2 separate regions of the Mus musculus genome follow, and region 2 is linked to region 1. The links are chromatin contacts, found by Hi-C or POLR2A ChIA-PET in ENCODE. All regions are on one chromosome and are shown on one strand. The core of a region is the stretch at or near the end of the contact, and the rest is flanking DNA. Distances in the headings are between cores, read along the strand shown. Region 1 holds the start of Kdelr2 (KDEL (Lys-Asp-Glu-Leu) endoplasmic reticulum protein retention receptor 2). Region 2 holds the start of Rac1 (Rac family small GTPase 1).

Evidence for each region. A loop is a pair of places that touch in the nucleus more often than their neighbours do. ChIA-PET counts read pairs that join two places held with the same protein, here RNA polymerase II (POLR2A).
Region 2: a map of gastrocnemius shows a loop between it and region 1 (1.8-fold over the local background). The contact joins the promoter of Rac1 here to the promoter of Kdelr2 in region 1. A Hi-C loop is called at or near these places in 1 of 37 maps with a recorded cell type or tissue (gastrocnemius). POLR2A ChIA-PET finds 5 or more read pairs at or near these places in 1 of 5 experiments (Patski).

What each region holds. Positions count from the first base shown.
Region 1 is chr5:143,401,964-143,405,133 of GRCm38, reverse strand. It overlaps Kdelr2 (KDEL (Lys-Asp-Glu-Leu) endoplasmic reticulum protein retention receptor 2), which reads right to left and starts at 1,314. Exons shown (of 5, transcript NM_025841.4): 1 at 1,082-1,314. The coding sequence starts at 1,172. It overlaps Gm20635 (a long non-coding RNA gene), which reads left to right and starts at 1,392. Exons shown (of 3, transcript XR_868670.2): 1 at 1,392-1,525.
Region 2 is chr5:143,526,628-143,529,701 of GRCm38, reverse strand. Rac1 (Rac family small GTPase 1) reads left to right here and starts at 1,709. Exons shown (of 6, transcript NM_009007.2): 1 at 1,709-1,939. The coding sequence starts at 1,905.

The sequences.
Region 1 (3,170 bases), core at 65-2,564:
AATCAATCAATTAATTAATGGGTTTTTGGGGAGCAGGGGGTGTTTTTGGAGACAGGACCAGCATGTAGTCCATTCTCATTTTGAATTCCTGAACCTCAGGTTACCACCTCTCGAGTGCTGGGATTACAGGCAAGCACCATCACACTCACCAAGAACTTATCTAAAACTTGTAAGATTCCTAATATTTAACGAAAGGCAGAAGTCCACAGCTATTATGTGAGGAAAGTTCACTCTACTGCCTCTCTGCAATGTAGTTTGAGGGAGGTACAGCGCCAACTCAATGGTGACGTGGAGCAAGGATACTAGCCGAGAACAGAGGCCTCTGTGGTACCCAGCGCTGGCAGTTTAAGAGAACCAGTTATTAGACGGCCACACTCAAGGATGAAAAACTAGCTTGCTTCTCAGAGTAACATGAAAACTATGCCAAGCAACTCACTTAAAAGATCCACATCTCTTTTTATGACGCATGAGATCCCGAACCCCAAGGCTTGAGTTGTAGCCTCATCAACTGTAAGCACAGGCCAGACCTGACACCATCCTGCCCCCACATCCCATCCTCTGCTTGTCCTTGAAGATAACAGAATGAATAGCAGGATGCCCCTCTTCCTCCAGCCAGCCCCACCTTCGCGGGTGGCCTGGCTGCCACGTCAGGCCCAGCTAGTCTGTGGTCCTATCCATCCTCCTCGAGCAAGTCTCCCATTGATTCCTGGGGACTCAGAGGCGCCCCCCAAAAGTCCCATGGAGAGGGACACGCCCACTAGAGCCCCACAGATCCCGTGCTAAACTTTTCAGATGCAGCAGGACGCGGGGGCAGTTACGCCAGCGCTCGCTGAGCCAGGACGGATCAAGTTCGCGAGCGGACCAAGCGCAGAACTGGGGGGCCCAGAGCTGCGACGGACACCCCAGCCCGTGTGCACACTCGGAGGGGTTTCGTTGCCCGCCGAGCAGGCCGAGATGGGTGTGTCTGGCCATCGCAAGCCCGGCACAAAGCCTCCGGAACGACCGAGAGCCGAATGGGTCGGTCGAATGGGCCAAACGCGCGCGCTCCTGCCCCGCGCGCCTCGCCCCGGCGGCCGCTCACCAGCACAGGAGCGCGTCTTCCAGATCTTCAGCAGTAGGATGACGATGGCCGCCAGGTGGGACAGGTCCCCAGTCAGCCGGAAGATGTTCATGGCGGCGGCGGTCGGCGCGGCACAGCGGCACCGGAGCTAGGCAGCGACTCGGGACGCGGCGACAGCAGCCCCGGAGAGAGGAAGCGGCGAAAGATGGCGGGAGCGGGCGCGACGTGGCCAGGGACGTGGCCGAACTGCCGTCGCGCGCGCGGGGCAGCCTGGGAGAGCGGGCGACCGCTGGGGCCACGCCCCCGCCACGCCCCTTAAAGGCCCAGCGTCGGTGAGCAGCCGGACTTTACATCCCGCGTGGACGGTCAACTGAGGACCCAGAGTCCTCCGCAATTTCCGTCTCCAGGGTTTCCGCCTAGGTGCCAGCGATTTCCTTCTCTAAGTTTTTGAAATGCCACTCAGTTGTGAGTATTGTCTTGTTTTTTTTTCCATTCCCTACTAAGATAGCAGAAATACCTATCTCAGAGGCATTGCGAGGGTAGAAAGCAAGATTAAAATTTCTGTGATTAAGAACTCCAGCTTCTCTTGTATAGGACCGAAGTTCGATGCCCAGCTCCTAACCTCGGGGAGCTTACATCACCTTTAACACCAACTCCAGGGAATTCATTGCTTCTGGCCTTTGAGAGCACCTGCACGCCCATGCACACACCCACACACAAACTAACACACACATTTTAAATAATAATAAAAATAAGTCATAAGAAATCTGTCAAAATCTATTAATTTTTATTTAAAATTACATTAAAATTTTGTATTAGGGATGGAGAGCTGGCCCAGTGGATAAGAGCAATTGCTGTTCTTCTAATAGACCTGATTTCGAGTCCCAGCACCCACAACTGCAGACTCACAACAGCCTGGAACTCCAGTTCTATCTGACACCTCTCACCTCTGAGGGTGCCTTCATGTGTGTGCGCGCGCACACACACACACACACACACACACACCCCTGAAACAATAAAAATAAAAATAAAAATTTATTTGTGGACTGTGTGGGCACATCCAGTCAGGCCCAGTTCTCTCCTTCCATCTTGTTGGTTCCTGGGACTAGGCTCAAATCTCCAGGCTTGGTGACAAGCCCCTTTAGCCGCTGAGCAACCCCACCACTTCTTTTTCTTTCCTCTCCCTCCTCTTCCTCTTCTTTCTTTTTGCTTTTATATGTCTGTTCACACGTGTGTGTGCACATGTGTAGGCTGTGAGGCCAGCTATTTCTAGGACCTTCTAGATCCTGTTACACCTTATATATTGAAGCAAGGCATCACACTTGAACCCAGAGCTTGCTGATTTGGCTAGTCTAGCAGGCCAGCTTGCCGAAGGGATCCCCTGTCTCTATCTCCCAGGCTTCAACACAGCCTAGCATTTATGTGGGTGCTGGAGATCTGGGCTGTGTTTCTCGCAGACATGTGTCAGCAATCTTTCTGGATTTACAGTGTTTCTTGTTTGCCATTTAAGAAGAAACTTGGAGGCTTAAATGATGGAGCAGGGTGGGAAGATGGGGCTGAAGCACTAACCCATGCGTCATGGGTTACCTTGGAGATGGCTCAGTTAATAAAGCAGTCACTAGCCATACATGAGGTCTGGAGTTCAATCCCCAGCCCCCGATTAGCCAGCTCCTTACTATTAATGTTAACGACTTAATTTTTAAGTTATTAAATAAATAACTTAAATTAGCAAAGATGTTGGGGCTGGGGCCTTCATGTGCAGCCCTGGCTGCCTGAGCGAGAGAACTATCTGACAGACAGACAGACAGGCTCTACTTACACTAGCACCAGAAGTCCACAGAGAGCTTAAGAAAGCCACATAATGCTGGGCGGTTGTAGCACATGTCTTTAATTCCTGCATTCAGAAGGCAGAGTCAGGTGGATCTCTGAGTTCAAGGCCAGCCTGTTTTATAGACTTGAGTTCTAGTACAGCCAGGGCTACATAGAGAAACCCTATCTCAAAGGGCTGGGGAGATGGGGTGGGGAGATGGCTATTGGACATGTGTGTGTGTGTGTGTGTGTGTGTGTGTGTGTGTGTTTATTCTTGTATTCTCTCCTCCCGTGATGTGGG
Region 2 (3,074 bases), core at 460-2,959, 120 kb before region 1:
TTCCTTCCCTGTGGGCATTATCTATCTGTAAATGGTTTATCCTCCAGGTCTGGGAAATTCTCGTGGAATAGTTCCACAGATGCTTCCCTTAAATTTTTTGTTTTGTTTCTATTTTTTGTTTGTTTGTTTTATTTTTTTACTGTTAGGATATTAGGATGGCTGGAATTCCTGGTCTGGTTTCTTTTCTTTAAAAAAATATTTTAGATTTTGTGTCTGTGCTCACGTGCACACACGTGAATGAATGCAGGTGTCTCAGGGGGCCAAAGGTGTTGGATCGCTCTGGAGCTGGAATTACAGGTGGCTGTAAGCCATGTGATTCAGGTGCTGGGAACCTAACTCCAGTCTACTGGAAGAGCAGCTTGGCCTCTTAAGCTCCAGGAGGAGGGAACTTGCCAGGCAAGTGTGAGGAACAGAGCTCCAATCCAGAAACTAGTATACTAGGAGGGTACGGTGACTCACCTGTAACTCCGGAAGATAAAGATGGGATCTCCAGGGCAAGCTGGTTGGCTAGATTAACTGGAATTGGCCAGTTTTGTGTTCAATGAGAGATCTTACTTCAATATATATAAGGTGAACAGCAACTGAATACACCCAGTGTCAACCTTGGTCTTCTATACACATGTGCACCACACATGTGCCCACACATGAAAACATGCACACACACACACACCACAGATAACCAAAAATATCTTTAATGTTCTTGTCTTCTAATAGGCTACCTTATTTGTGAATGAATTATATGCTTACCCTATCATATCAGCAATCTTTAAAAGAATTCTTCTGACCTTTATCCTTCTGTTTATTATTTTAATGGTATGTATGTTTTTTTTTCCTTATATTTTTGTTTATTTAGTGCTCCCTCCCCACCCCCCACCCCTATTGAGAAAGTCTCATGGTAGGTCAGGTTAACGCTGGACGCTACATAGCCAGAGGTCAAACTTCAGATGTTTCTGCTACCTCCAGTCCAGAGCTGGGATTCCAGGTATGCACTACCTGATATATACCACATCTGTTTCATACCGTCGTGAGGTTCAATCCTAGGGTTTCATATCTGTATCTGCTCGGGGAAGCACTCTACCAATTGAGTTGCATATCCAGAGGTTGGACTTGAGGTTGATCCCCAGGATTCTACTGCTTCCGCCCACCAAGTGCTGGGATTACAGGTGAGCCACCAGGGCAGGCTGTGATGTGCTAGGGATGGAGCCCCAGGCTGTACATGCCGGCAAACATTCTGACTTGGCTACATCCCTAGCAGTTTCTTTTTTGAGACTGGATCTCACTGTGGCACGAGCTATACAGAATTTTCTAGCAGGATCTTACGCTACAGCATACTGTAGTTATCACATAACAAGGGGGCTCAGGAATCTCTCCATGGAGTTGGCACAAGTAGGTTGCGAGCGAACGGGACCCTACCACTGACCCGAACCCGTAACCCCAGGATTCAGAGGGCTTCCTAAACCTGGTCACAACCGGGACGCTTTAGCGTGCCAAGATGGCGGCCGCCCCGCCCCGCGGCCGCCGAGCCCGTTCTCCGGCTGGAGCCGACTGTTGCCGAGCTTTCCCGAAAGCCCGTGGAAGCCAGGAACGGCGCGGGCGGGCGCGCGGGCGGGCGGGAGCGGCCCCGCCCGGAGCCTGGGAGCTGCGTCGACGGCACCGAGGGGGAGGGGAGGCCGGATGTGAGTGGAGCGGCCATTTCCTGTTTCTCTGCAGTTTTCCCCAGCTTTGGGTGGTGGCTGCTGCTGCGCTTCGCCTTCCCGTGCGCTGAGGGCCCGGCGGCGTGGACAGCAGTCCCGGCACTCGGCGCCCCGCCGCCCGCAGCCTCGCCCAGCGCTTCCCGAGCCCGCCGCTTCGCGCCTCAGCCACCGGCCGCCGCCGCCGCCGCCGCGGCCCACCGAGCGGCCCAGATGCAGGCCATCAAGTGTGTGGTGGTGGGAGACGGGTGAGTGCACGGCCGCGCCTGGCGCTCCGGACCCGGTGCCGCGCGCAGCGCCATCGGGGGCCCCCGCAGGCCCGAAAAGCCTCGAGCTGGCGTAGAGCGCGCGCCCGGCCTTCTGGGGGGCGCGAGCCTCCCACCCTCCCGGGCCTGGTTCCGGATTCTGGTTGGGGGAGGGCCTGGGCGAGCCGGCCGGAGGGAAAAGTGAACTCCACCCTCCTGCCTTCTTCCCGGGCCGGACGCCGCCCGTCGCCCTACTCGACTTGGCACGTAGGCGAGGCTGGTTTGAAGAATTTTTCTTGAAACATTTTTAAAAAAAATTTTTGTCTTTTGAGAAAGGGACGTATAGTTTCTTCATTTACTCAGGGTACCCCCTCGCACCCCCCCCCCCGAGAACTGGGATAGGTAACGGCCTCCAAGTCGGCCGGCCCTGGTCGATGCATGTTTGCACCAGTCACTTGGGTGACCTGGAACTTGGGAAAGGGCTCGGTTGCTTCGACTTGACAGGGTGTTTATAAAAATATTCATTTTCACACTTACGCCGAGAAAGTTACTGGGATGCTAGCTGAAGGAGTGTGATGAAGACTGTCCATTGAACGAAGTGTGGTTATTAAAAACAAACAAACCTTCTCTGAAGGCATTAGATATGGATGTAGCAGATCCAGCTCCCTGTGACTCGAGGCAATTCTTTTCGTGATTGACCGTGATGGTTTCAGGCCCTTGAGGGAGACAAGACTGGTCTTATGCAGTCCGTCCCGTTCCCCCCACCCCTTCGGTAGAAACAAGAATCTCAGTGTAATCGGAGCAAAATCGCGCGTCTCAGCGTAGCTTGTGTAGGTTCGTGTTAACGAGGAAGCTTGGAGATTTACCACCCGTTTCCTCAAACGCAGAGTGCAACTGGTCCACTTTCTAGTTCAGTCGAGTACGTTGCCAAACTTGCTTAATGCCTTCCACACTTGCAGTGAGCACTCGCCGCCCATGGGTTTATGAGCCCGTGGATTTATGAGCGATTGTTCAGCGTATTTACAGAACTCTACATTAGACTTTGGGATCGTCCCTGTAACTAAGTCAGCCAGACGGTCAGAGAACTTTATTTTTCTGCTAACATGTCTGTCTGTGGGATTTGTCTCGGAGACAGGAA